2 separate regions of the Mus musculus genome follow, and region 1 is linked to region 2. The links are chromatin loops, found by intact Hi-C in ENCODE. Cell type or tissue: left cerebral cortex. All regions are shown on one strand.

Region 1 (8,000 bases), 280 kb before region 2:
GAAACAGGAAATAATCCGGACAAATAACTGAGCATAGAAAATTAAACAGTTTTGTTTTTTGTTTTTTTAAAAACGGAAAGCTGGGAGTTGAGCAAAGAGGGGGCTAGTCCACTAACACCAACATGTTAGCAATATGAACTTAAATGCCTAGGCTCTAGGTATTACTGTATTTACTGTTTATCTTAAATGTTGTTTTTAAAAAGTACACCCAAATTTGAGTCTAACCATTGATTAATTTTCTTTTACTGTTTTTGGATACTAGGTCTATGCACTGAATTACTACAGTCAAGCAGTCTACTACCTCAAGTCTCCCTAAACTATCTGGGGCTATAGGAACCGGACACCTGACCCAGCTCCCTAAGCATTCTGCTTGTTTGTTTGTTTTTTCCAGACAGGGTTTCTCTGTGTATCCCTGGCTATCCTGGAACTTACTCTGTAGACCAGATTTCTGGCCTTGAACTCAGAAATCCGCCTGCCTCTGCCTCTCTGCGCCTCTCTCTGCCTCTGCCTTTCTCTGCCTCTCTCTCTGCCTTTCTCTGCCTCTCTCTCTGCCTCTGCGCCTCTCTCTGCCTATGCCTCTGCCTCTGCCTCTACCTCTCTCTCTCTGCCTCTCTCTGCCTCTACCTCTCTCTGCCTCTGCCTGCCTCTCTCTCTGCCTCTACCTCTCTCTCTGCCTCTGCCTCTCTCTCTACCTCTGCCTCCCAACTGCTGGGATTAAAGGCATGCACCACCACTGCCCAGCTTGAAGCATTAACTTACAATTATATCACTTCACACTGATAATGCTTTTACAGAAGTTACAAAGGTGGTACTTTCAAGTTAGCTGAATATTTTGGCCTAGCCAAGAGCCTTAGAGGAGTCATTCATTGCCTTGTGGTGGGAACATGCTTGACTCTTAATTGTTGTCAAATTAAAAGAAATATTCAGTCTTTGCTGCAAATAATAAAGACATTATACAAGTCTTCAATAAATAAATTCATAATTGAAATATTTTAATGGTTACTAAAATTATCAGTGGTACTTTTCTAAAAAACTCACTTTACTTAGAAAATCTAAAAACCAACTAAGAGAGATTCATAAACTTAACAAGGGAAGGTAATAGGATACTAACTATGAGTATCCAAACATAAAAGCAGCTTTTCTGGGAAAATGTGAAAAGTCTATTAGTTTTACTTTCAATTTTCCAAGTTCTAAGCAAACACGCCATACCAAACATCTTGATTTATAAGTCTTCTGCCCTAGTAAGCTGAACTATACTGCACGTGGACTACTGAGTTTTCAAAAAGAAACTTAAACCATGTAAAACAGACAGCAGGAATCAGTGTGGGGGAGAACTGCTCACATCCTGTTTACCTTTATTTTATCTCTTTCTTTCTTCTTTCTTTTCCTTCCTTCCTTCCTTCCTTCCTTCCTTCCTTCCTTCCTTCCTTCCTTTCTGTGATACAGTATCATTCATTTAGTCCTATTCTAGAACTCACTATGTAGACCAGGCCCAGAGATCCACCAACCTCTGCTTCTCATGTATGTGGGTGGACCAAATGGGTATCTGATGCTTGCTGAGGCTGCAAGGGGACATGGGATGACTTAGAACTGTAGTTAAAGACAGTTGTGAGCCACCATGTAGGCACTAGAAATCAAACCTGGGTACTCTTGCAAAGGAAGCCAGTGCTCTTAAGTGCTGAACCAGCTCTCCAGTTCCTCCTGTTCACTTTTAATTATCCTCAAAGGCGTTTAGCCTAAGCTAGCAGCTAACAGAAGGTAGAGGACTTAGTGGGACAGCACTTCCTCGTGGCCCAGAGTTCAATCTCCAGCACACACAGAGAATAAAGAACAAGCATACAAACTTGTATGTCGAAAAAGCTCTCTAGGTTTTTCTAATAACTCCAGACCTAATTTGAAATCATTTGCTACATATCCAACACTCAAATTTTAATCATTCTATCTGCATGTGTTGGTGTTAATACAAAATTTCCAGTAACTCCTAATTTTCATTTTCTCTCATTTCAATTATGGCTTTTTGAACATAGCATTATTTTAAATCAAAATTAAGTTGTGAGTCACAGACTTTCAGAAGTGAATGGCATCTTAAGGATCATCCACTCTAAATCTTTGTAGTATTAAGAGCAGCTCACAAAAAAAAGGGTTCCATCACCACCTAGTGAGAGCTGGAACTTTCGCTCTAGGCCAGCTCTTAACTCCAATGTCCCTCTGTGCCACTACAATACACTCTTAAAATCAGGGGCACACTAAGCACAAGAAATTTCCATTTCACTAATCACTAAGTTTACAGAACCTTACTTTACTTTTCAGAACCCAAAAGTTTTAAAGAAAATTATTTTCCAACTGTAGTAAACAGTACTAGTTTTTTAACAATTTAGTAAATATTCATACACAATCTAAATCATCATTGCTTTCATCTTAATATCAAGTTTAAAGGAGATGGTGCAAAGGTCTAATGCTTAGGAGGTATCCCATTATCTTTCCTATCATCTCAGTAAGGGTCATGATGTAGTGTGAGAGTTTACACCTTGGAATCAGGACATTAACACTCCCAACAGTCCAGCCATCCCTCAGGCTGGTCCTTAGCTCTCATCTCCTGCTGATGGGTCATAACGCACATCTATTTTGCATCTAAGTGTAAAATCTTAGAAGAAATTCATTATCCTATTTATTTTAGAGATGAAGAAACTAACCTTCAGAGAAAGTAAGTCAATTACCCCCCCTGAAATCTAATTAAAGCTGCAGAGCTCAGGGTTTAGGTATGACAGGGAACAGAAGTGTTTTACATCCGAGAAGTTTTTTTTTTTTTTTTTAAAACATTCTGTACGTTTGTATAGTTTTCTCCAGTTGAGCATACCTAATCTCAAACTCTACAATCCAAAATATTCTAAAATCAAAACTTTTCTCCTGCCCAACCTGTTTGGCCCAGAGCTTCATTTACATTTTGGAGCATTTTGGGCTACCTTTGAGTATATCACAAGGCTAAAACCACGAAGATAAAATATATACCAAAAACATACGCTGTGAGCTTGCTCTAGTCAAAATAAAATTTAATAAAAGATTTTTAAAATACACTCTAGATACTATTCTTACTGTCATTAATACTGAAGCACTGTGCAGTTAAAATATATATATATATGTGTGTGTGTGTGTATGTATGTATATATATATATATATATATATATATATATATAAACCAGCTTACTTTAGTAAACTGAACAAAGTCACCAAAGTCCCTAGCTAAAATGACTGGGGACGTCCAATTAAATGTAGTATTTATTTTTAAATTAAGTACACAAAAATATATCTTTACAACAGAAGAAAGCAAGGTTACTCAACATCGATCTTGCCAGTTCAAACAGATGAAAACTCCCTTAATTTGATGGAGGACTTGTGGACGTCCAATACTGTCCGCCACACAGTACTCACATCCTGCTATAAACCCATCTTTACTGATGCGGACGGATAAAAATGCAGTGATTACTGCACCAACACAAATCAAAATGTTTCCCTCAGTAGAGTGTTTCTATCACATCTAAGTAGGATATTCCAAAAAAAAAAAAGTAATGCCAGTGAAATCGTTTATAGCTAGTTTCCAACTTATTTCGTGTGGAATCATTGATATGCATATTTTAAAAATCAAGCAGGAGGAATTAGGACCACTGTGGGGCATAATTAGAAATGAATACCGCCTAAAAACAAACCAGAACTGAAGTTTCATGCCTTTAACTATATCGTGGCCAACAACTAAAAATATCTAATTAGCTCAAAATCAAAGTTACTTGTGTGCGCTCTGTATGACTTAATTTCTTCACAGAAGAATCAATACCTTTATTGACTCCGGGTCCTACACCCAACCAATTTGTTAATCTCTGTGTCCCAGAATAACCCCCGCCCAAATAACAACAGTCTGCCCCTGTGAGTTGCCTCAGAGTTAAACACGTAAATCTAACTCTTTTTCCTCTTATCTCCTCCTAAAAGACATTCACTCTACCTCTCGGAAACCCACGCAAAGCGCCTCCAAAAAAAGTCTCGTCCACCCGACATTCTAGCTGTATTCATTCCATTTCCAGCCAGGTAAACCGAGAGCCAAAGGAAGCGAGCCCACAAAACTGCAAACTCAGAAAAGCCACAGAAGAAACCGAGAAGGCACCAGAGGGCGGGGCCCGCCTGTCACCTTCTGGGAGCCGGGGGATCACTGCCACGCCCCTCCCTCACCTCGATCTCACGGATGTTGTTGGAGGTGACGAAGATGCCGATGCCGATGGGGATGAAGATGAGGCCGATGATGAAGAAGGTGGGCAGCACCGTGCCGGCCGTGAGGATGGGCTGCCAGGCGGGTAGCCGTTGCTGTTTGAAGGCCGTGTTATCCGGCCTCCGGGTCTTGGCGGCGCCCCCGGGAGGACCCGCGGGCCCGCCGTCCACCTCATCCTTCGCGCTATAGTTCATCGCCATCGGCCCCCGGGCTTCGGCTCGGCCACGTCCAGCTGGGCCGCCCAGGGGACTTGCGTGCCGCCGACCCTGACAGGAGACGCGCAGTCACCGCTGCCGCTACCGCCTCCGCCACCCGCGCCGCCACCGGGGAGGCGGAAGAGGCGGGACACGCTTCTGCGGCCGGCCGCTGACCGGAAGCGGGCGTCTTTAGGAGACGCCCCAGGGAGGGAGAGAGAGGAAATGGGGAGATGATTGAGGGACGAGGGGAGGGGAGGGGGAGGAGGATGGAAGGGGGAGGAAAAAGACGGACGCACCCTGATCATCTGCCCTGTGACGACAAAGTGAGGGCTTTAGGCCGGGCGCGCGGCTACGTGAGCGCATGCGCGGCCCGGAGCGACGTCTGCGCACTAGGACGGTAGCGTCTTCGCTTCCCCGGGAGGACGCTTCTGTTGGCGCACACTTCCTGTTGTGGTTATCATGGAGACTTCTGGAGCCGTCAGGTCGGACTCGGTGACCTGGGCTACCTGTAATTTCGGCGCCGGGTTGACTTTTCTTATGACGCCTACGCCTCTTCTGAAGGGAGTTGTAGCGTCCTGGAGTCCACATGTTTAAAAGGATGCAGATCCCTATTGAATTTTAACTCGCCACTCAGTGTGCCTCTATGAATTTAAGTGAGGTATAACATGCGACCCATTTGATATAATAATAATAATAATGATGATGATGATGATGATGCAACCTAGTTTAGCCCTAATCCCTCGCTTCTGATCGATTTTCATTTATTTTTCTGTCTACTTCACATTGGTTTGGGAAGGTTATTGTAAAACATGACAGTGATTCTTTTTTTTTAAACTTGGTAATCAAAAACCAGAACATAATACCACTTGTTTAAAAAGGGGTATTAGTTTTAACCTGCCAAGGAAATTCTCGTTGAGACTATGTGTAATGTCAGCCCTTGAAAGGTAAAGGCAGAGTAATTGAAATTACAAGGCCAGTCTGAGCTACTTAAGAGGCCAGCAGGAAATCCATAGAGAACCTGTCTCAATAAATAAACAATAATTAGTAACTCAAAGACACCAAAGCAGTACAGAGAATACAAAGTGTAGAATTCAACTATAAAGCGTAAGATGCTAACCTCCATTGATTGACTGTAGGCAGGATTTTTTCTTTTCTATATTTTACAAATTTTCTTTTATAAGTGTGTAATTTTGCAAATTTACAAAAAAAATGATTATATAGCATCTACATTTTGAAATTGTGTTTGAAATCCAGACTATCTGACAGTACCTACTTTTAAAAAGTCTTTGTCTACAGTTTTGACTTGCTCCAGTATGTTCTTCTGTGATCTTGGATTTCCCGGCCCCGGGTTTTCCAGACAGGGTTTCTCTGTGTAGACCAGGCTCCCCTCAAACTTGTATAAATCCTCTTGCCTCCTGGGTGTTGTAATTAAAGGCCTGGGCCACCACAGCCTAGCTGATCTCAAATTCTTAAGGCCTCTAGAATCCTTAGGTTTGTATCTTGCTTTAGCAGCCTAAGTTTACCTTCAACCCCATTCAAATGGAAAAGAGTCTGTCATAGAGAGGCTTAGCCTGTTGTCTTAAACGTTCTGTTGGGTAAAATGTTCATCACAGTGTTGGGGATAATCATGGAGTCCTTTTTCTTTCTTTTTCCCCACTCCTGTTTAGATTATCACAGTTAGATGTGTTAGTTCCTTTATTTCTACTCTAGAACTCGGTTTAAATAGTGCTACAACTGAACCTTCAACATACAATTGAAAATATTCAGGGGAAAAAATTGCTTCTGAGCTAGTAAACACGGAGACAATTTCTCATCATTATCTTTTAAGTGGTTATTTCCATTGTACTAAGCAGTATAAATAATATAATCAGGAGACAGTTTGAAGGGTGTGGGGGAGATACATAGGTCATTTACAAGAGCTGCATTTTGTATAAGAGATTTGAGCACCTGAGGTTGTATCCACAAGTTTCTGGGACCTCTCCAGGATGCTGCAAGACACCTTAGTTTGCTTTAAAGCTTTGTTGCTGTTGTTGCAGGAGCAGTGATCTGATGGTTCTTGGTGTGCTTACCTACTTCCTGTTTCCTTTGGTTTGCTCAGAGCAAAGATTAACTGTCTCAGTTTTACTAAAAACTTCACTGGGGACTGGGTGATGATTACACACATTTCCTCCCAGCACTCCAGAGGCGGAGGCAGACAGATTTCTGTGAATTCAAGGCCAGTCTGGTCTATGTGAATTCCAGGACAGCCAGAGCTACACAATAAGTCCTTGTCTCAAAAGGTATCCTTTTTGTTTGTTTGTTTATTTGTTTTTGTTTTTGTTTTTCGAGACAGGTTTTCTCTGTGTAGCCCTGGCTGTCCTGGAACTTACTCTGTAGACCAGGCTGGCCTCGAACTCAGAAATCTGCCTGCCTCTGCCTCCTGAGTGCTGGGATTAAAGGTGTGCACCACCACACCCAGCCTTGTGTGACATTTCTTAATGCTATCAGATCAATAATCTGAAATGTATGTTTCATATAGTTTTCATTTTTTAGTTCAGTTACTACATTATGCCACTATGTCAGAAAGGAAGAAGAAGGAGAAGGAGAAGGAGAAGAAGAAGAACTTTGATAAATTAAGGAATGGAGAAAAGAAACCTAAAACAGTTGTTTTACTATTTGGCCAAAGTTCACACAGGTTTGTATGTCAGGCTCCTTCAGTACCTCAAGCTGCTTTAGTTCTCTATCATCTAAGCATACCCAAGGGTTTGTTTGAGTCTACAGCTTAATATTGCCTAGGAAAGTTAAACCTGAGAGCCACAGTTCTTAGAACATACCCTCACCCAAGACGTAGTTTCTTTGTGTAGCCCTGGCTGTCCTGAAACTCTGTGGATCAGGCTCTAAAAATTCAGAGATTAATCTGCCTCAATCTCCTGAGTTCTGGGATTAAGATGTGCTGAGAGAAAGTCCTTAATAATTTGAATACTTTTCAGTATCCTTTTGTTCCACTCCCATTCAGTTAGAGACTTCAGTGGAATAATATTTAAGGCACACCTAATGATTTTTAGAAGGGCCATGTAGACTTTGTGTGATACATTTAGTCTCCTAAATTATTTATTACACCAGAGAGTCATCTAAACTGGGTTTTAAAACTAAAAAAATTAAACATTAATCTTTTGTTAGCCAAGTGGTGGTAGCCTATGTCTTTCAGGATAGCCAGGACTACACAGAAAAACCCTGCCTGGAAAAATAAAAACAAAAAACAAGCAAACCTCCTCGGTAGCTGGTCATGATGATGCACACTCAAAAATCCAGCACTTGAGAGGCAGGGGCAGGAAACCAACGTCAGCCTGACTGCATGGAATCTTGACTTAAAAATAAGAACAAAAACAAACAAAAGAAACCCTTTCCCTGGTTTTCCCGTAGAGTGCTTATTAACTCTTAAAGTTGAACATTTAAGAGACCTTTCATCCTCACACTGAGTGAGAGTTCGTCTGATTGGCCTGAAGTCACTGCTGTTGCGGGCTCTTGTGTAACCAGTCAACAATCAGAAGTACTAGTCAAACAAGATA
Region 2 (8,000 bases):
ACTACAGGTGCAGGACTCCAAAGACCAATTGATCCTGTATATTTATTTTTTTCTTTTTCTCTTTCACCAAATTATCCCCAGATAGTCAGAGAGTACTGCTTTTCTCAAACCTGTTCTCTTATGTGTAAACTATCTCTAGTCAGGGTACAAAGCACCTATGAGCATTACCTTCGCTTCTCTAGATTTTCACATAGCTCTAAACACATACACAAAACCACACAAAACAGAAACCAACAGATCCAGACACACGTGACCCTTTCTTGTCCTCCGCAAGCAGGCAAAAGAATTAGACGATTTCAGAGAGGGAAGCTTCCACTTCAACAACAGAACTCGGTCCCTCTGACCAATCTCCAGAGACTACCAGGCATTCCTGGCTCTCCCCACTTTCCAGGGCATCCCCCAGGGCAGCAGCCTGTGGTCCTCCTAGCACGTCTGCCGATCACAGTCCTCCGGTCCTTATGGTCCGAGAGGACAGCTGCAAATACAAAGTGTGCGTTTCAGAAAACCCCATCATCCGCTTCCACTGGGACAACCAAAACCAGAGAAACCAAACTTAGGTGGATCCAAACTCAGGCTGATCAGTATAAACTCAGGCATATCAGCATCCAAAACTCAGGCTGATCAGTATAAACTCAGACGGATCCAAACTCAGGCTGCTCTGTGCTTCAGAAACAAAGGACGAGACACAGACAAACAAACCAACACAACAAGTGCACGTTTGTTTCAGAAAACAGAAAACAGACACTCAGAATAGAGACACCGGCCGGCACACACACATTCCAGGGGGGATCCCTATACCTCCAAGTCGGTTCTGGGTGTGAGGGGTGGTCGCGATTCCCGGCCAATGCACTAAATGAAAGACCCACAACGTGAGGACTCCCCCACGTTTGGACTCAGGAGAGGTGATACCCCAAATCACTCACGAGAAATGGTCTTGATGCAAACTGCAAAAGGACTTTTATTTCAAGAGCACTCTTGGGCCCACAGTCTTACACCACGAAGGGGTAGAGGACCGTGGTGCCCAGAGTAGCTGGGTAAGGGGGTATTTAAAGGAAGAAACCATAACTCAAGGGGGTGGGGAGGGCTTTGTTGGAAAATACCAAAAATACCAGTTAAGTGGAAAGTCAAGACAGTTTTCTAGGAGCCTCTAACAATAGCATATTTGCATAGAGGGTTCCAGCAATGGTCAGGGTGGGTCAGGGTGACTTTCTTTGAACAAACATGCCCTGAACCCAGGAAGCAGGTTGCTGGAGGAATGCCGCTATTTGTTTTATGATTAGCATACCATGGAGCATTGAGTCACAAAGGTCACATTCTCAAGCCTGGGCCTAAAGGCCTAGAATCTTTTGTTTTTTATGTTTCACTTTTTCACTCAAAGGGCTGGAGAAATGGATTCAGCAGTTTGGTTAGCCTGGGTACCCTCTTCCGGCCTCTGAAGTAACTACAAGAAGCAGCTTTCCCACCCTAAATGCAGGCAAAACACCCTCCCCCCAACCCCACCCACTTTTTTTTTTTTTTTTAAAGAAAAAATGTAGCCGGGCAGTGGTAGCGCTAGCTCACCTTTAATCCCAGAATTTGGGAGGCAGAGGCAGGCGGGTTTCTGAGTTCCAGGACAGCCAGGGCTACACAGAGGAACCCTGTCTTGAAAAAACCAGAAAAAAAAAGAAAGAAAGAAAGAAAGAAAGAAAGGAAGGAAGGAAGGAAAGGAAAGAAAAAAATGTTTATTAGCTGACCACACAGCTAAGGGGCTTGAATTTCTGTAACTTTTTTTTTTCATTTTCTGCATTTTTCATGGATTTGTTGTTGTTGTTGTTGTTTTTGAAGACAGGCTCTTCCTTTGTAGACCAGGCTGGCCTCCATCTGACAGAGAGATCCACCTGTCTCTATCCCTTTATGGACTGGGAAAAACCTACACCACTACATGGGGTTTGTAAGAAAAAAGAAGAAAAAAAAAAGCCCCTCAAATTGTATCATAGTCTACTGTGTTCTCTCCCCCCCCCCCCTCTCTCTCACACACACACACACACACACACACACACACACACACACACAAAGTGTACTGGCTCAATCATATCATATATGCATTGTTTGGAAGATGGATGTGAACACAATTTTATTTTCCAATTACCTGGCTTCATTTTTTTTTTTTTTCCTTCCCATGGCACGTTTTAAATTCAGGGTCAGACAAGAACTTGGAGCGTTTCTTTAGAATTTGTGGTGCGACTCGACCAAATAGAATACCTGGCCGGCAGGCTGGCAAGCGCTCGCAGGCCGGCTCTGCCATGGGGGCCTTCCGAGGAAGGGGTTTTTGTTCGTCCCTCGCCAAGGCCGGCCAGACAAGGCCACCCCAGGCCGGCAGGACGACAGCCCCCGGCTCGGGTTCGGCCGAGCCCGGAGGGGGGCGAGCAGGGACCCGAAGGGAGAGAGAGGCTCTGGGGCGGCGGCGGCGGCGGGGCGGGCCCGGAGGCCGGTGGGGGAGGAGCGGCGGCGGGGCTGCTGTGGCGACCGACGCGCGGCGGTGGCGGAGACCCACCCCCGTCCACATGGACAGTCGCCGAGGCCTGGGCTGATGCTCTGACGCCTGGGCGGGGTGGGCGGGCGGCGGCGGCCACTGCTGGAGCAGCGAGGGGTCGCGGGCGCCTCACGGTCGCGGAGCCCTCGCTCGGCTCAAGCCGCTGCGGCCATTTTACGGCCCGGGACGTAGAAGGCGTGTGAGCGTTCGCTCCGTTCTCCGTCCTCCGGAGCCAGCGGCGGAGCGGGGCGGAGGGGAGCGGAGGGAGCTCCTCAGAGGCCGGCGCGGCCCGGTGGATGGGGAGTCGTGTGCCGAGGGGAGCCGGGCCCGGGAAGCGCCGCCGCCGCCGCTCACGGTCCCCGGTAGGCGCCTGAGGAGAAGCAGCCCAGGCCGTGGGCCTCGCCGCCTCCCGTCAGGCCCGCTTTTGTGTGGGGGGCCCGGCCGGCGGGGAGCGCCCCTCGCGGAGGTCGAGCCCGAGGCCCGCCACCCTGCGGCTGCTACCCTCCCGACGCGCGGCCCCCATTCCCCGCCAGCACCGCGCCGGTGTCGGCCATGGAGTAAGAAGGAGGCGGCGTGGAAGGAGGAAGATGGCGGCGGGCAAGAGCGGTGGCAGCGCTGGGGCTCTTTTCCTGAAAGGTACGCTCGGGTCTCCCTCGGGGGAGAGTCGGGGGCGAAATTCGCCGACACCGGGGTGTCTCCCACCCCCGGGCCGTGATACTCAGCTCTCTGCTCCGGGTGGGCTTGGGGCCGCGGGGGCCACGGGGGCCCGGACGGCCGATGGCCCGCTGGGAACGCGCTGCAGGCGCGCCGACTTCGGGTCCGCCCGGGCCAAGGCTCGGGCAGGCCGGCGCGAGGCGGCGCGGTGGTAGCGCAGCGAGCCGAGGCCCAGGGCGGCCTGCGAGGGGCGCGCCGAAGGCTTGGGCTCGCTCCCACCTCCATATTCTCGATGGGTGCCTAGTGGGTGAGGAGCAGACTTCGTCCGCGTCTTTCTTAAGCGTTCGTGGAAAGTTTCAGACCTAAGCTTGGTTGAAACTGGCCGATCCAAGGAGGCAGGGGGAGAGGTGGTGGTTAACACTGCCCTGTGGTTAAAAGCTCCCAGGCTAGCCGCTGCCCTCGGGGTGCAGGTTAGACCCGGCGGTGCCCCGAACTCCGGTGAGATGTGTTTGGTTGTTTATACTTTGTAAAGCAGGTATGGGAGGTGGAAAAAAAAAAAAAGAGAGAGAATGAGCTTCCAAGTGTCGGTTTGGAGACAGCCGGGGAAGGTAAAAGAGTTAGGGTGTGTTCCCATTTTTAGTCGCTTGTGAAGCAGAGTTAACTATTTCAGTTGGTGGACCAAGCCGGCTTAAAAGGTCTATTTTGGTTTGGTGTGGTGGTAAATGGATAACGATACTGGTTTTTGCCTATGGCTGTAAAGGGACTTCCATAATACAGGTACATTTAGTTGCAGTTGTGAACCGGGAACGTAAACGTTCATTCGACTTTAAATTTCCTGGTAATCGGATTTGTAAATATGTTTAGGAAAATAAGTCCGCGTTCAGTAATTGTTAAGTATATTTACTCTTTGGGGGTAATTGCAGGATTTTGTTTTCTAGATGAAATATATCCAGGCCATGCTTTAAGATATGATTTAGAAATATTACAGAATTAAGAAAATGTAGTTTAAAATTAAGAAAGACTTGCCGGGCGTTGGTGGCTCACGCCTTTAATCCCAGCACTCGGGGGGCAGAGGCAGGCGGATTTTTGAGTTCGAGGTCAGCCTGGTCTACAGAGTGAGTTCCAGGACAGCCAAGGGCTCCACAGAGAAACCCTGTCTCGAAAAACAAAAAAAACTAAAAAAACCAAAAAAAAAAAAAAAAAAACCAAAAAATTAAGAAAGACTCTTAGTGGTAACGGGAGGGAGGCTATGCCTTGTTTACTCCTTGACCGAGTGGGTTGTGAATGGAGACTAAGAGGAAAAGTAATTTTCTTTATTCTTTGTACTTGAGAATAGGGAAGTGGGGGGGGGGGGGGAGCAGCTTTCTTTACTTTGCAGACCGGACTTTATGTAAGACGTGGGGAATGGTTGTCCTCTATGATAAGGAAAGCTAGTATGTTCTCATGACTTCATTTCATATTACCTCCATACTAATTTGACCGTGGTAGGGAACCCCTGCCAACAGGCGGAGAGAGGAGTAGTAGCTCGCAGGTAGCCGGTGCTTAAGCGCCTGTGTTTTTGTTTGGAAATTGGAAATTCACCAGATGGTTTTCTGATGTTCATAGTTTCTAGGCAGATGATTATACGTGTAGGTTTTTGTAGGTTTGGGGCTTCTATGGGCTTCTAATTGAGTTTAAATTCTGAGTGGATGAAACACAGCATAATACAAGCACAAAGCCATCACTGAGAGTTCATCTGATTTCCATTGCTGTTAGTTTATTCTAATTTACTCCACTGTAAATGTACAGATGTGAAAGTTTGGGTTTCATCTTGTCTCATCCAGCTTTTTTTTGTTTAAAAAATTGAGACAGGATCACATTATGTAGTCCGGCCTTGAACTTCTGGAAATCCTCCTGCCTCAGCTCAAGGATTACAGATATGAGGGTTTTAGAAATTACTATTTTAAAACCTTTTTAAGAACATTTATTTATTTAGTTTAGTTTATTTTGGATCTTTGCCTGCATGTATGTGCAATGTATACAAGCCTGGTGACCACAAAGTCAAAAGAGGGCACCTGGAACTGGAATTATGGAAGGTTGTGAGCCACTATGTAGGTACAGGGCCCTGCACTTTGGTCCTCTGCAAGAGCAGCAAGTGGTCTTAGCCTACAAACTATCTCTCCAGCCTCTAGGCTTACTTTTTAAAGATCCCTATATTACACTTTGGTTTTTCTCTGTTAGTTTGGAAAAAATGGAAGTAGGTTTTGTTTTTGTTTTTTTGTTTGTTTGTTTTGTTTTGTTTTTAACTCATCAAATATATTTAATAGTCTAGTCTGCTTGGCTGGAATAAAACAGTGAATGAAATATTTAAAAGTCACTACCTTCATGGAACATTTAGTGAAGGAGACTGTCAACAAGTTAAAAAACCTCAATGCATTTAGAACAGTCCTATCCATGGTTTCCAGAACTTCTATCAGTTTACTGAGGTTTGCTCAAACTAAACAACTGTTTATAATGCCCTGGTGCCACCTGTGCTCATGAATCTGCATGCAACTACATGGAATACTATTTTATTTTTCTTATCAATTTATCAAATGACTCCTTTGTGCTTCTTAGCCCTATGAAAATAAAAGCTCGGTGAAAGCTATCCGGATGCTTGTGGTTTTACTATCATATTCTTATGCCTGGAACAAACTTGCTGTTAATGAATAAACTGGGTCATTACAACGGGCAAAAGGCTGCAGAGGAAGCATAGAGAACAATGATGGAAACATTATTTTATGCTTTTAAAGTTAAGAAAAGTGTGACACATGCTTTTAATTTCCCCACTCTGGAGGCAGAGGCAGGCTGATTTGAGGCTAGCCTGGGCTATAGAGTGAGTTCCAGGATAGTTAGGGCTACATAGAGAAACCCTGTTTGGAAAACCAAACCAAACCAAACAAAACAAGAGAGAGAGAAGTGGGGTGGGGGGAGAGAAGAGACAAAAGAAACAAAAGAAAGCAAGAAAGGTGTCTTAAAAAAAACAAAAAACAAAAAACACCTTGGTCTTGAGGTACTACTCAAAGGAGAAGACACAGGTCAGGGTTTAGAGCAAACAATGGTGAGAGCAGTAGAAGCTCTGTGGTACAGGATTGAAACTATGTCTCTTTCAAAGCTGTAGGAAGCCTTTGGAGAACTAGGGGCAAAAAGTATCCTGATATAATTAACACATACTGTAGTACTTGCTCAGTAGTAGAGTGCTTGCCTAGGTTTCACAAAGCCTTGGGTTTGATCCTCAGCTTGGTAATAAAACAGACAGGGTGGTGAATGTCTATGATCCCAGCACTTTTGAGGCGGAAGTAGAAATGTTCAAGGGCATGCCTATGGGATACACGATACAGGAGACTGTTTTTTTTAAAGGTCACTTTGGTAGTCCTCTCTGCAATAAATTAACAAAAGTGCAAGAATTAAAGGGAAGTGAATTCAAAACAAAACACTGTTGCAGTTTTGATAGAAAGAAGTAAGCCTGGCTTGGAAATTGGAAAAGGAGAGTCAGTAGGCAGAGGATAGTTTGATATAGAGTTTGTAAGATTTACTCATACATTGCTCACTTAAGATGAAAGTAAGGGAAAACTCCAGGTTCATTCTTTGAGGTTGAGCTTGAGGTACTAGGAACTAATGCCATTCATTGATCCTGAGTGGACTGAGAAGGGAATTAATGCTTTGCAGGATCCCAAGTCTCAAGTGGATACCTTTGCTCTAGACTATGTTTTAACTGGTAAGGGGAATTCTAGTTGTGTGCTTTTGTGACTTCTCTAGAGGGAAGAGGCTACTATTTATTGGATCCTTTGTATTGTCCTTGTGTTGAATTTTCTTTTCCACCTTTGACTGTTTCTTTTACATCTGTTGATATACTGAGGTCATGCAGCTCCTTCTCACTTGTGATAGACAATTTAGACAGGTTTCTCTGTTCATTCAGCGTGTGTTTAGGAATAACAGTTGCTTTATTTAGTCACTACACAGAGGCACGTGGGTTTTTGGCTCTCCTAGTAAGGAGACTAAATAATCATAATGACACATAAAGTTACAACTGTCAGGTATAAGAAAGGATTTATTCACAGTAAGAATTGTATCTATCAGAGTACTTTAAAGTGTGACTAGGGGAAGGAGTGGAGGAGAGGCAGCTTTCCAGGCAGAGACAGTATAAATAGGAGGACCATGGATGTTATAGGGGATGAGAACAGTGCCACCAGGCAGGGGGCTCGAGTGGTGATGCTGACCATGATGTCATCAAGTGTGCTTCTAAGACCCGTGACTTCCATGTGGAGACAGCTTTAGTGAACCATCTGGGAGAAGATGATTACTGTGTTTGGGCAACTATAGCTTGCTTATTCTGCTTCCCTTCTGACATTCTCTTTCATCTGTGATACCTTCCGCACAAGACTTAGACCTAGTTTGCTTTCTCATTACCTTTTTTTCTGCCATCTGAATTGCTTTCCGTGTTACTTTCTCCCATTTAGAGTGTGTGTGTGTGTGTGTGTGTGTGTGTGTGTGAGAGAGAGAGAGAGAGAGAGAGAGAGAGAGAGAGAGATTGAGAGCGCACACCAGAGTGCACATGCATGTAAGCAGACAGGGGTTCATCACGCCTATATGTGAAGACCAGAGGTCAAAGTGTCTTCTGTCACTCTAATGACTTTGAAAGTCTTATTTTTTTTTATTATTATTTTCTTCATTTACAATTCAAATGCTATCCTGAAAGTCCCCTATACCCTCCCCCGCCCTGCTCCCCAACCGACCCACTCCCACTTCCTGGCCCTGGCATTCCCCTGTACTGGGCTTCTGCTACATAAGCAGCTAGAGACACGAGCTCAGGGGT

Evidence for each region. Hi-C counts contacts between places; a loop is a spot of excess contacts. Peaks named below come from ENCODE experiments on the same cell type or tissue, not always from the same donor. Only the 100,000 strongest peaks of a DNase experiment are listed, where the experiment ranks them.
Region 1: it touches region 2 in a loop (6-fold over the local background); 3 of 42 quality-filtered maps call a loop at or near these places.

The regions. Positions count from the first base shown.
Region 1 is chr9:79,788,756-79,796,755 of GRCm38, forward strand. Tmem30a (transmembrane protein 30A) reads right to left here and starts at 4,675. Exons shown (of 7, transcript NM_133718.4): 1 at 4,219-4,675. The coding sequence starts at 4,455. It overlaps 4930429F24Rik (RIKEN cDNA 4930429F24 gene), which reads left to right and starts at 4,886. Exons shown (of 3, transcript NR_040734.1): 1 at 4,886-5,110; 2 at 6,985-7,130. In left cerebral cortex, no CTCF peak of the experiment used is centred here; DNase peaks (open chromatin) are centred at 1,573, 4,220 and 4,812; H3K4me3 peaks cover 2,401 bases; H3K27ac peaks cover 1,196 bases.
Region 2 is chr9:80,064,425-80,072,424 of GRCm38, forward strand. It overlaps Senp6 (SUMO/sentrin specific peptidase 6), which reads left to right and starts at 2,479. Exons shown (of 24, transcript NM_001311110.1): 1 at 2,479-3,148. The coding sequence starts at 3,100. In left cerebral cortex, a CTCF peak has its summit at 3,409; DNase peaks (open chromatin) are centred at 2,528, 2,928, 3,361 and 7,368; H3K4me3 peaks cover 2,849 bases; H3K27ac peaks cover 1,886 bases.